Linked DNA regions of Homo sapiens: region 1 is linked to region 2. Evidence: chromatin contacts called from ENCODE Hi-C or POLR2A ChIA-PET data. All regions are on one chromosome and are shown on one strand. The core of a region is the stretch at or near the end of the contact, and the rest is flanking DNA. Distances in the headings are between cores, read along the strand shown.

The links. A loop is a pair of places that touch in the nucleus more often than their neighbours do. ChIA-PET counts read pairs that join two places held with the same protein, here RNA polymerase II (POLR2A). Pooled maps may share reads with other maps.
Region 1: a loop to region 2 is called in a pooled map, with 2.2 times the contacts of the local background. The contact joins the enhancer-like site here to the promoter of GALNT15 in region 2. A Hi-C loop is called at or near these places in 3 of 168 maps with a recorded cell type or tissue (astrocyte of the cerebellum, endothelial cell of umbilical vein and ovary) and 4 of 50 pooled maps. POLR2A ChIA-PET finds 5 or more read pairs at or near these places in 3 of 52 experiments (AG04449, AG04450 and PC-9).

Annotation. Positions count from the first base shown.
Region 1 is chr3:16,082,318-16,088,792 of GRCh38, reverse strand. No RefSeq gene overlaps it. Among named protein-coding and RNA genes, the nearest start is that of GALNT15, 89 kb to the left of the region's middle. Within about 2 kb of position 2,354, at least 13 of the 41 ENCODE cell types and tissues checked have a DNase peak (open chromatin) inside an H3K27ac peak, as active enhancers do; they include endothelial cell of umbilical vein and ovary, where a contact is called at or near this core.
Region 2 is chr3:16,169,258-16,176,461 of GRCh38, reverse strand. GALNT15 (polypeptide N-acetylgalactosaminyltransferase 15) reads right to left here and starts at 1,782. Exons shown (of 10, transcript NM_054110.5): 1 at 772-1,782. The coding sequence starts at 1,310.

The sequences.
Region 1 (6,475 bases), core at 1,105-3,604, 88 kb after region 2:
CTCCAACTCATTTCTGGTCCTGTCCTCTAACAACCCTTAAGTGATCCCCTGAATCATGCAAGTTTCTGGCACCTGACTCCCTATTTTTCTCTTCACCCTGGCTCTGAAACCCTTCTTGGCAATGACTCACGCAACACTTGGCTCCTCTGTTCTTTCACTTCTTCACCTCCATTTCAGTTTCCTTCCAATGCCCCCCAGCTATCCTCACCATTGTCATTCTCCTGACCTTGTCACCACTAATAAAAGCACAATTCAGAAAACTTTCTGCTAACTCTACTCAGACAGCCCACTCCAACCCAATAAGCCTGCATCTTCACAGAGACCTTCAATCCAGAAGCCACTGTTTCCTTATCCATTAGCCCCCTTCAGTCCTAACCCTCCTTTTCCCCTCATCGTTCCATTCCCTGCCCAGCAATCTCCCCACCCCCTCACCCCTCTCTCTTTCTCTCATATGCTCACCTGATTCAATCTCAATTCAGATTAAGCCCAACCATCCACCCACTCCATACCTCCACCTGAGTAGCAGATTCCTGTTGGAGAAAAATGCATAACTGGTCTCACAAAAAATGCCAGCTGGTCTCACACTTAATTCATGATGACCACAAGTCTTAAGGGGGCCCTGCCTGGAGAGCCTGCTACACTGCCAGGGCATGCCCCACCACTCCTCAATGCAACCATTGCGAGCTTTCTTTTCTGTCCTCAAACTGCCCACATCCCTTCCTCTTGCTTCGCTCCCAGATGAGTATCTTGCCTGATATTTTACTGAGAAAATAGAAAAAGCAATCAGACAGAAACTCTTCCATCTTTCCACCACCAAATCTCCCAATTTGTCTGCATCTGTCTCTTCCACGTTCCCTCCATTAAAATGATGAAGTATTGCTGTTCCCATATACAGCCAATACCTCCCCCTCACCTTCTCAAGGTAGTCACCACTGCAATTATTTCTTATCCTTAACACTTTGGACAATCTTAACATCAAACTCATACACTCCAGTGTTCCCAGGAAAACTTCTTTATTTCATCGTCTTTGGGCAAGGCCAGTACTAGGCTGGAGCAAGAGAGGTACCGCGGGCACCTGTAAGTGGTCCTGGAACTTCAAGACCTCACCGCCTCTCATGCTTTCCCCCATTCATGGCCTTGTCTCTGGATTCTTCAGAAAAAAACTCCTCAAAAGACTCGTCTTCAGTTCTTCTTGCTATTTCCCAGTCCCTTTTCACATCTTTTCCCAAGACCGTGGCAAACGCCCATCTCCTTTATAACATTCATCACAATGATAATTAAATAGTTGTGTAATCATTTGTTTGATGTCCATCTTTGCTACCAAAATATAAGCTCCCAAGAACAGAGGACAGATCTACAAGGTCCCTGCCATAGCGCCTCTCTGTTCCTCAGTTTTCCTATCTGCAGCATAAGGATAATAATGTACCCAATAAATATTAGTTTTTATGATATGATATCCCTAGCATCTAGCAAGTTCCCAGGCAATCCATCAATAATTGTTGAATGAATCAATAAGTGAAAGAATAATTCCAGGACTGACATATGGAGGAAGATCAACAGGGTTGAATACTTTTCTGCCATAAAGTATAGTATGGTGTGAAAAAGTGGCAGTAAAATGGCCTAAGGATGCAAGGCTCCCTGCCATGTTTTGGTGGCAATGAAATGTACTCCATATCTTCCTTTCCCATGTTTTTGGTACCTTCATTCTGGCACCTAAGGTGCCTATCATCAAGTCAGGTCCAACCTGCCCTTTGCTTACCAGCCCAAGAGAGACTGATGGTGAAATCTTTGGGAAAACCAAATCATTAGTGCAGTTTCCACTGGCACACTGGGAAGGGCTTGCCACAGGTCTATAGGGAAACATAAAGGCAGAGAGACTGTCCTGCTGTTGCCACAACAGAGGGGTTACTAAGGAAACAGCCCCTGCCCCCTCCTGCCTCCTGGCTCCTCGGGACCTTCTCAATTCTCCCAGGGCCAACAAGACTTGGGAAGGTCCCTAGAACTCTGTCCCCACTGTCTCCTTCCTCTCCTTGAGAGGGAGAAGGAGGCACCAAGTGCTCACAGGAAGAAGAGACCCATGGAGGCCTTGCAGAAAGCCTCCAACACTCCGGGTCCCTCCTGGCCGTCTGCTTTCAGAGGCCTTGGGGTTCAGAGCCAATCCCTTCCTGCACCTTCCCCTCTCCATGTTCCTCCTCATAAAATCATTGGCAGGCACGACCATCAGAAAATGCTGAGGTGCAGGCGTTTGCATAGCCCTGCAGGGACTATTACAGCTTCCCCTGGCGTTTTCCCGGAGGATAATGATAGGTACAACTTGCTTGTAGTACCAGAAAGCAAGTGGCATTTAGAGGCAACTCCTTGGTCTCTGGCTGCGATTTTTCTTAGCTTGGCGGCCTGGATTACAGGGCTTGCAGGAGTCGGTTCAACATCACCCTCAGGTCCTGTGGCTGCATCTGCAAGAGCTCTTTCCTTTTATTGCTCCCCATCACCCACTGTTTCCCAATATAATTTGCAACTTGCTTCAGGTTTCCTTTGGGGTCAGGCTGTCTAATATTTGGTTTCACCCCAAAGGTGCTATGGCCATCCCTGTTGCCCTGCCTTGAAGCGTGAACCAAACCCACACGGCTGCTAACCTGGGAGTGGGCGAAACAGCCCCATGTTTCCCAGTTTTCTAAAACTGGCCCATTGTGTGTCTCGCTCTACCCATCAGCCCTTGCTTCGAGATGAACTGGCTCCAAGCCACCAGACTTGGCAGACGCCTCCTTTTCTCAGCTCTCAGAGGAAGACCTGTGGCTTTGTTATGAGAGAGAAGCTCTTTTAACAAAATATGTTGCAAAAAGAAAGCTCTTTAAATATTTGTTTTAAAATAAAATTCATAGAAAAACATACTTTTTCCAAACCAGCCTTTCCTCTGTATTATTCTGGAGGGACAATCCCAGATCAAAAGGAATAGGAGCTTTTTATTGGGAACAGTTCCTGAATGACTTGATTTCAGTCACAGAAATATCCGCTTTATTTTTTTGGTCAGAAATTCAGTGTTGGCTTTAACAGGACATTGAAAACTCACATTAATAGTGATAGCTCCTTGTCTTTCTGTGTGTTTCCTTTCTAAGGGGCCCCTGCAAGCACACCAGGTCTTTGGACAAATGAAATCAATTATTGCTCCAGCACCATGGCTAGGTTAAAAACGTCCTTGTTGCAAAACAATTCTGGACGTGGGAACAGGCAAAGATTACATGACGAAGACACCAAAAGTAATTGCAACAAAAGCAAAGATTGACAAATGAGATCTAATTAAGCCAAAGAGCTTCTGCACAGCAAAAGAAAGGATTAAGAGTGAAAGACAACCTACAGAATGGGAGAACATTTTTGCAAACTAGGCATCTGACAAAGGTCTAATATCCAGCATTTATAAGGAACTTTAAGTGTACAAGAAAAAAAAACTCATTAAAAAGTGGGCAAAGGACATGAATAGATACATTTAAAAAGAAGACATACATGTGGCCAGCAATCACATGAAAAAATGCTCAACATGACTGATCATTGGAGAAATGTAAATCAAAACAACAATGAGATACCATCTCATACCAGTCAGAATGGCTATTATTAAAATGTTAAAAAATAACAGGTGCTGGCGAGGTTGTGGAGAAAAAGAAACGCTTATACACTGTTGGTGGGAGTATAAATAGTTCAGCCATGTGGAAGACAATGTGGCAATTCCTCAAAGACCTAAAAACGGAAATACCACTTGACTCAGCAATTCCATTACTAGGTATATACTCAAAGGGATATAAATCATTCTGTCATAAAGAAACATGCATGCTTATGTTCATTGTAGCACACTATTCACAATAGCAAAGACATAAAATCAACCTAAATGCCCATCAACGGTAGACAGACAAAAAAAGTGTGGTACATATATATACCATGGAATACTATGCAGCCATAAAAAAACCACAAGATTATGTCCTTTGCAGGAACATGGATGGAGCTGGAGGTCATTATCCTTAGCAAACTAATGCAGGAACAGAAAACCAAATACCACATGTTCTCACTTATAACTGGGAGCTAAATGAGGAGAACACATGGACACATAGAGGAGAAAAATACACACTGGGGCCTATCAAAGGGTGAAGGGTGGGAGGAGGGAGAAGTTCAGGAAAAATAACTAATGGGTACTAAGCTGAATACCTGGGTGACAAAATAATCTGTACAACAAACCCCACAACACAAGTTTACCTATATAACCAACCTGCATATGTACCCCTGAACTTAAAAGTTAATTTAAAAAAAAAAAAAAAGAGGCCAGGTGTGGTGCCTCACGCCTATAATCCCAACAATTTGGGAGGCCAAGGTGGGTGGATCACTTGAGCCCAGGAGTTCGAGACCAGCCTGGGCAACATGATGAAACCCCATCTCTACTAAAAAATTACAAAAAAGTATCCAGGTGTGGTGGTGTGTGCCTGTGGTTCCAGCTACTCAGGATTCTGAGGTGCGAGACCTGATCACAGGAAGTTGAGGCTGCAGTGAGCTGAGATCATGCCACTGCACTCCAGCTTAGGTGGCAAGAGTGAGACCATGTCTCAAAAAAAAAAAAAGAAAGAAGAAGAGAAAGAAAAAGAAAAAGAAGATGTCCTTGTTAGGCATTTCAATCTGTGATCAACTGAATTGTAACAATGAGGTGAGCCACGATAAGCATGTGTATGGCCGTTCCTTACACACACTCATTACTTACACACTTGTCAGCTGTGAGAGCTTCCCCTCTCTGAGTTTTGGCCTCTTCAAATTTATAGTAGGAATAATATTGCTTCCCTCACACCATTTTTGCTAAGAATTACACTGGGATCATTTATGTGAAGCACTTAGCATGGTGCCTAGCACATAGCAAATGGGAGTTACAGCCAGAGATACAAAACAGATTCTGTTATGCAGGTTCAATCTGGGGGTGCTGAGGGAGGTTGATAAGGCACAAGACTCCTTACAACATAGTTGTCCATTAGTTTCATCCTGCCTGGGCCCCCTATCTTTAATACCTGAAGAGGTTCACTCACTAGGGACTTTATTAGGACAAGTATGGGTTTGACAAGGGATGTCTGAGTCCATAAAATAGAATGAAAACTGTATATAGTTGATTGTAGTGAACCAAAAATTGGGTAGTGAAGTAGCAATCAGGGATTTTTTCCCCTTCTTCTTTAGCAAAAGAAGCTGTCAAGTCACAATTGAGCACATCTTCAGGGCAACTCCTTGCTAGGAAGATGTAAGCTTGGGAAGGCCCTGCCATGGGGAAAAATACCTTTTATTTGACTAGGGAAGTTGTTTCTCCTGTGGCATGCAAAGGTCTGAGGAAGATCTGCATAAGTTATAAAAGAATCCCAGGGATCTCCTAGAAGAGAAAGGATTGATTGGGTTTCACCACTACCAACCATGGCCAACATCAGCCCCAACCATCATCACCACCAAAACTACCACCTCCACCACACCATCTCACCACCAGCCATGATCAGCACCACCACCACCACCACCTCCACTTCCATCACACAACCTACCGCCAACACTTCCGCCACCATTGCCATACCATATAGTGTTCCTACTATCACCACTGCATCACCACTAATCACCACCACCATCTTCACTCCCCTCCACCACAATCATACCACCTACCATCACCACCACCACCATCACCACCTTCATCACACAGCTCATCATTGCCAGAACCACCATCACATCACTCTAACACCATCATCAGTACTAACACCATCAGCCAGGTTAAGTGGCTCATGCTTGTAATCCCAGCATTTGGGAGGCTGAGGCAGGGGGATCATTTGAGTCCAGGAGTTGGAGGCTACAGCAAGCTATGATTGTGACACTGCACTTCAACCTGGGCAACAGAGCAAGACCTTGTCTCTAAAAAAATATATACATATATTACCACGATCACTAACAACACCACCCACCACTGCTGCCATTGCCACCATCACTCTCAACAGCAACATCACACCGATATGGTTTGGCTATGTCCCCACCCAAATCTCACCTCGAATTGTAATAATCCCCATGTGTCAAGGGCAGGGCCAGGTGAAGATAATTGAATAATGGGAGCAGTTTCTCCCATACTGTTCTCACCATGTAAGACGTGCCTTTGTATCTCCTTTGCCTTCCACCATGATTGTGAGGCCTCCCCAGCCATATGGAACTGTGAATCCATTAAATCTCTTTTCTTTATAAATTACCCAGTCTCAGATATGTCTTTATTAGAAGCATGAGATCAGACTAATACAGTAAATTGGTACTGGTAGAGTGGGGTACCCAAAAATGTGGAAGCAACTTTGGAACTGGGTAACTGGCAGAGGCTAGAACAGTTTGGAGGGCTCAGAAGAGGACAGGAAGATGTGGGAAAGTTTGGAACTTCCTAGAGACTTGTTGAATGGCTTTAACCAAAATGCTGACAATGAAGTCCAGGTTGAGGTGGTCTCAG
Region 2 (7,204 bases), core at 533-3,032:
CTGTTTCCTTAGTCTAGTGGCCCAAGGCAGGTGGCATGGAGTGGTGGGTCAGGCAGACTGGAGCTCACATGCCTGCATTCAAATCCTGACTTTGTTACCTACTAGCAGCGTGACTGGGAAAGCAACTTCACCTTGTTTTCATACCTATAGAATAAGCATGATGATACTACTAGCACCCATCTTGCAGAGCTGTGAGGACTTTCCAGGACTTTATGAGTTAATACATTAAAAGCTTGTAAAGTAAATCCAGACGCATGGGAAGAGCCCCCTAAATGTAAACTGCAATTGTTATTTTGATCCAAACTAAAAGCAAACACTAACAATAACCCTAAAATCAAAATGTAGTGGAGTCAGAGTGTTAGAACTGGCAAATGTCTGCTCTAACCTCCCTTCTGTGTTATAGAAATAAAGCCATTTGACCTAAAGACAGAAGAACTAGAACCCAGGACGGAGAAGAGAATGAACAAGCAAGAGTCCTCACTTTCTGCTTTCTAGGACAATGATTCTCACCTGAAGGGCTTGTTCATACAGACCACTGGACCCCACCCAGAGTTTCTTGTTTGGCAGGTCTGGGATGGGGTCTGAGAATCTGCATTTCTGAGAACCCACCAGTGCCCAGGGGCTGCTGACGCTGCTGGCCCAGGTACTGCATCTTGAAAAGCACTTGCTCTAAGTCAGGAGAGGCAGGCTACGGAAAGTTTGCATTCCCGAGTTTGCTACCACCCGATCATGCCCTGGGATCAGGGAAGGGAAAACAAGGGCCTTACTTACAGTGGGTGCCGCACCTCGGGCAGAGCCCTCTGGAGGGGGATGCGGGCACTGAGTGCCTCCTGGAGGCCACGTGGGTCCAGGCTGAACGGGGTCAACTCCTCTTCTTCAGACACCTCCCCGTCCTCATCAGCCCCCCAGTCCCTCTTTGGGGCTTCCTTATCCTGCCTCCTTGGCTGCTTGATGAGGCGGTAGCTCCCACCTCTCCTGCCCTGGCTCTGGTTCCTTCTGGCCTGGGGTAAGGCCACGGCCACCAGCAGCTGATCCTCCCGCAGTGAGATAAAGGGTGGCAGGCCCTCCAGAGGGCTGTACTCTTCACCCTCATCCTCAGCTTCCAGTACCCAATCCTGGGATTCCCCAAAGTCCAGGCGGTACCTGGCTTCAGGGCTGTGCTTGCTGGCTTGGGCTGTGACAGTCTGGTGCAGGGTGTGGTGGGGAGGGTGCAACATCGCCACCATCATCAGGACGCATCCCAGCATCAGGAGCAGCAGGAGGAACTGGAGTCTGCATGGTCTGTGCCTGTATCGCTTCCTTAGGAGCATGTTGCTAGAACTTGCCAAATGCAACAGGTCATGTTCAAGTTAGCTTTCTCCCGCTCCAGGCTCCTTCAAGCTTGCAGCAGAACCTGGGTTGCTTGTTCCACCTGGAAGTTTTTCTGCCAGTCACTTAACCTGGTCCTGACATTTGCCAACAGCGTGTGCAAGACCTGCTTCCACTTACAATCAGAAAACCACAGGACCCAAGTTTCACCCCAAGTCCTCTCTGAGTGGATTTCTTTAATTGCCTTCTGAAAGCCCATTCACAGGGACTTCAAATTGAATTGCTTCCCTCCCTTTACCCCGGTTTTCTCCTTGGGAAAAAAATAATGATTCCATTCTGCTCAGGTGTTTCTTTCCCCCTTTGTATAAATAGGTTGCTATGAGGTGTCTGGGATGAGCTGGTGGGTTCTCAGTCAAGCAGGGCTGACAGCCGTCCCTCTTTGGACGCTTCCAGTCAGGTCAGATCAACAGATGTAAAGCCGGCAGGCAGTGCCTGGTTTCCTTTCACACATAGCTCCACTCAGCCGAGAGCCCTCTGCCAGACACAACCCAGAGCCAAGCGTGCGCGTCACTCCTGGTCCTAATGCCCTCACTGTTCCCAGGCTTTGCACAACTCGGTGTGGTCACTGCTAGAGCCAAATCAAAACAGGAATATCCCAAGAGTTCAGAAGGAAAGACTAATACCCTCTGATTCAGAAAGGCTGTGTGTGTGGCATAGCTGCAAGGAGCTGCAGCTGTCTGTTTGCAACCTCAGCCTCCCATGGGGGATCAGGCAAACTAGGTTGGACTCTCCTTCCCTTCCTGGGGACCACTGTCCCTGGCCTCCTGAAAATGAGGGAGCTAAGGGAGATGATCTTGCAAGTCCCTTCTTCTCCCACAAGAGCAGCTGAATGCCTGCTCTGCCCTGGCCACCAAGGGGGACGCTGGAAGAGGAGTGGCATGCTCTTTCCCTCATAAAGCTTCCTTCATTTAACCAACACATAATTAATGAACACATGCTATGTGCCAAAATTGTTCTGGGAACTGGAAGTAGAGCAATGAATAACACAGACAAAAATGTGTGTCTCATGGAGCTTGCATTCTAGTGACAGATACAATTAAAACTATCCACTGGGTCAGATAGTGATGAGGATGAAGGCAAAAAAGCAGAGCAGGGATGGGGCTGGGGAGCATGGGCTGGGCTTGGAAATGGACATTGAGTGGTGGAGAAAGGTTTCATGGAAGAGTTACCATTTGTGTAAAGGAGAGGGCTGCACAGCTATTTGAGGTTGAGTGTTCGGGGCAGACAGAATGATAAATGTGAAGGTTCCAAGGCAAGAGTATGCTGGCATGTCTGAGGAACAGCCGGCATGGCTGAAGCAAAGAGAGCAGGGTGGAGCCTGATGGGAAGTGGAATAAGAGAGGCAAGGGGGCGGGGGGCAGGAGGACCATGCAGGACACCCCCTGGTTGCATTGAAGGAACTTTGGCTTTTCCTCTGAGTGAGAGGGGAGCCCTTAGAGGAGAGACACAATCTGACTTGGGTTTTAACTGGATCATTCTGGCTGCTGGGTTGAGACTAATCAGTGGGGGGCAAAAAGCAGGAGCAGGGAGACCAACCAAGAGGTTCTTGGCTTGCACTAAGTGGCATCGGTGGTGACAGGGGTCAGCTTGTGGATATACTTTAAGGAAGAACCTATAGGATTTGCTGATGAATTAATGACTAATGTGAGAGGAAGAGAAGAGTCAAGATGAGTTCAAATTTTTGTTCTGAGTAGTTGGAAGAATAGACTTGCCATTAACCAAGATGGGGAAGGAGAGAAGGTGGAAGGAGATGAATGCATGCCAGTGGCTTGATTTGGAACATGTGACATTCGAGATGTCCTCTAGACAGCTAAGAGGAGATGAAGTGAAGGCAGCAGTTGTAGGATAGCTGAAGGTCAGGGGGAGGTCTGGCCTGCATATACAAAGCTGGACTCCAGCAGCACTCAGATAGTGTTTGAAGCCGTGAGACCTGAGATCACTGAGGGAGTGAGGTAGGTAGAAGGGAGAAGAGAATCCAGCATGCTCAGTTTTCAGGCTTCTGGCTTGAACAGGTTGAAGGATAGCTGACCATCACCATGAGCAGTGTTTCTTCTGATGGCTGTAAAGCAGCCATGCTGTCTGCAACCAAGAGTGGAGGGGGGAAAACTGCCATTGGGGAAGTCCTGCAATGAACTTGCTCATTGTTTTTGTCTTTATTTTGATCTTAGAATGTCAGCTAAAATGTTTGTGGAAAAAAATGTTTTACCTTTTGACTCAGTTGTTTCTTCCAGTGTGTGTGGTGTGTCTGTGCACACTCACGTGCACAAGCATGTATACACGTGTGTTTTCATGAAGTCAGAGGTGAAATAGTGGGTTATGTGTGGTTGTTCTCCTGGAATCCCATTGTAATGCCCCAGTGGACAGTGCTTAGCAATTTCTGGATTGAATTGTGTCTTCCAAATCTCAAATCACGGTGTATTGCCAGGTGGGAATACTGTGTCATTTCCAAATTCAAGAGGCAGACACCCTGGGAGATGTAGTTCAGAATATCTGGGGACATTTTGAGGTTAATGAGGATGAAGGATTAGAAGGTTCCAAATCCAGGAGGCCTTCAGAAAACTGAGTGTGCAGAGTCACCATCTTCCACTCATCTCTAGCAACGCTGTGCTTGAACTTACCAAGAACAGCCCACCCCAGGGCTGTCACCCTGGCCAGCCCACTGCTTGAGCACTCTTTCCCCAGAAAGTCATCCATATGGCTCATTTCTTCATTTTTGTGTTCCCCAGAAAGTCATCCATGTGGCTCATTTCTTCATTTTTGTGTTCACTCCAATGTCACCTATTTAGTGAAGGCTTCGTGGACCCCCCATTCTACATTGAAACCCCTCATCAACATGGGGCTTTCTTTGAGAATCTCTGTGGCTCTTCTCAACACCTGGAAAATTAAAATACTAAGGTGTTTATTGTCTGTTTCTCCACCCACTCCCATAAAACATAAGCTCCACAAGGGTAGGGCTTTTGTTTGCTTGTTCACTGCTGTTTTTCCAGAGTACACAAAGCACATTTTTCCACTCCCCAGGCCTTTGCTGCTGTCCCTGACAGCTTTGCTGCCAGTTCTTCCCATCCCCCACCATCACTTGGCACATGAGGCCCAGACCTTGCTCCCTTCTCCTCTCTTTCTCACCCTTGCTCCTATCATGGGTTGAATCGTGTCCTCCAAAATTACACTGAAGCCCTGCCTCTGCTGGGGAACCTGTGAAGGGGGCCTTGACAGCAAATAGGATCTTTGTAGATTATCAGGTTAAAAGGAGGTTGTTAGGGTGGGCCCTAATCTAATATGACTGGTATTGTTACAAAAAGGGGACAATTGGGCAGAGACAGGCATACACAGAGAACATCATGTGAAGAAGAGGGCAGACCTGGGTGACACATCTAAAAGCCAAGGAATATCAAAGATGGCCAGGAAATCACTGATAGCTAGGAGAGACATGAAACAGACTGTCCTTCACAGTCCTAAGAAAGAACCAGCACTGCCAACACCTTGATCATGGACTTCTTGTTGCTACAACTGTGAGATCATACATTTCTGTTATTTAAGCCACCCACTTGTGGGACTTTGTTATGGCAGCCGCAGGAAACGGATACAGTTCCTCTTGCCCTCCCCACCCTCCCACCCTCCTCTGCCTTCTCTCAACTCTTGCTCTAGCTCTGTCATTTCCATCTCTCCTTCTCCCATTCCATCTCCTTCCTCAACCTCTAGTGAGGTTAGGCATCACACTAACCTCCTCAGCCCATGGCCTTCCCATGACAGAGACAGCCCATGAAAAAAGGCTCCCAAAAGAACTGGGGCTGGGTGACTCTGGCCTGGGATTCTTGGCTCCAGTTCAAGATAAACTAGATCTGGTGAAGTCCCAGATGCAGGCCGTGGGTCTCTCCTGGGACTCAGAGCATTGTTGATCTAACCTCCAGGCTGTCTCATTGCTCAGAGAGGTGAGATGATCAACACCCCAATTAGACCGCCACTGGGGTTTCTGTATGTTTCTCTCTTTAGCTTTTCATCTGTCTGTTTTCTCATAAGCCATGGCAGCTTTGGTGTTAACAATTCTGCTGTTTTCCTAGAAAAAAATGAAATTTTTCTGTTCAGATGGATGGCAGGTTAAAGTGCCAGAACAAATCAGAGACTGAGAGTATTCATGAAAGGAACAGTAGACATCAGCTAGTGAAAAACAAAAAATTCTGCAAAGCAATAGCAGACCTGGCCCAAGCAATTCAAGAAGATGTCATCAACGGCCCAGTCGCTGTTCTTCCCATCTCAAGCTGAGGTGAAAAGAGCAAGAATAAGGGAAGCTAGAGAGGCAATTCCCCAAATAACTTAACCCCAGGCATTTTTTTGTTTGACTTGGTGCTATGGTTTGAATGTTTGTTCCTCCAAACTTCATGTCGAAATTTAATTCCCAGTGTTAGAGGTGGGGCCTAATGGGAGGTGTCTGGGTCATGAGGGTGGATCCTTCATGAATAGGTGAATTTCCTGCTTGGAGCAGAGGGAGACCGGGTGAATGAATTCTCACTCTGTTGGTTCCTGTGACATCTGGTTGTTAAAAGGAGGCTGGCATCGCCCCCATTTCTTGCTTAATCCCTTTCTCGCCATGTAATCCCTGCAGGTGCAGGTTCCCCTTTGCCTTCCACCATGAATGGAAGCAGCTTGAGGTCCTCATCAGAAGCAGATGTTGGCACAGTCTTCTTGTACAGCCTGCAGAAGTGCAAGCCAAATAAACTTCTTTATAAATTACCCAGCCTCAGGTATTCCTTTACAGCAACACAAATGGACTGAGACAGCTATAACACACAGTGATGGCTGTTTGCTTTTTGGTCTCCTCCATTAGTGGTTGTTCCGTCTTTGTCTCTCTCACACTCAGCACAGTGCCTGGCCCGGCAACACATGGTTGTCCAATAAATGACTCTCAGAGATGAGTGATATGATATACACTATGCATTATGCAATAAATAAATTCTTAACAACAAGGTAACACCCTAGGACCTCAGAAAGGGAAGAAGGGAAATGGATGGCATGCAACCACTTATGCAAATGACCAACCCCAACTCCTCCCTTCCCTCAGTCTGCCCAAGGTAGCCTAGCCCACTCTCTCTTTCCTCTTTCATGATCTGGCTATGGATTTTATTGTGAAGGAACAGCACTACAGAGTAGGATCTTACTGTGTGTCTAAATGGCACAGAGGCAAGCATGGGCAGGGAATGGCTTTTACACAGGGCTAACATGAAGAGGCCTGGTGTCCGCAGTGCCTGAAGTGCCTTCTCTGTGCACAGCTATGACCAGCAGGGCCATCACTGAATGCAAGGGCATATTAATCCATTTTCATGCTGCTGATAAAGACATACTTGAGACTGGGAAGAAAAAGATGTTTAATGGACTTACAGTTCCACATGGCTGGGGAGGCCTCATAATCATGGTGGAAGACAAGGAGAAGCAAGTCATGTCTTACATGGATGGCAGCAGGCAGAGAGCGAGAGCTTGTGCAGGAAACTCCCACTTTTAAAACCATCAGATCTCATGAGACTCATTCACTATTGTGAGAACAGCACAGGAAAGACCCACCCCCATAATTCAATCGCCTCCCACTGGGTTCCTCCCAGGACACATGGGAATTGTGGGAGTTACAATTCAAGATGAGATTTGGGTGGGGACACAGCCAAACCATATCAAAAGGTAACCAAGAACAAAGGTCCTTCTTAGGCCTTTCTCAGACTTACTGAGCCAGTATTTATGGGGGTGGGCCTGGGCTTCTATGTTTTAACAAGCCCTCTGAATGCTTCTAATGTATGCTAAGGTCTTAGAGCACTAGTGTAAAGAACACATCTCCCTTACATGACAAGAAAGG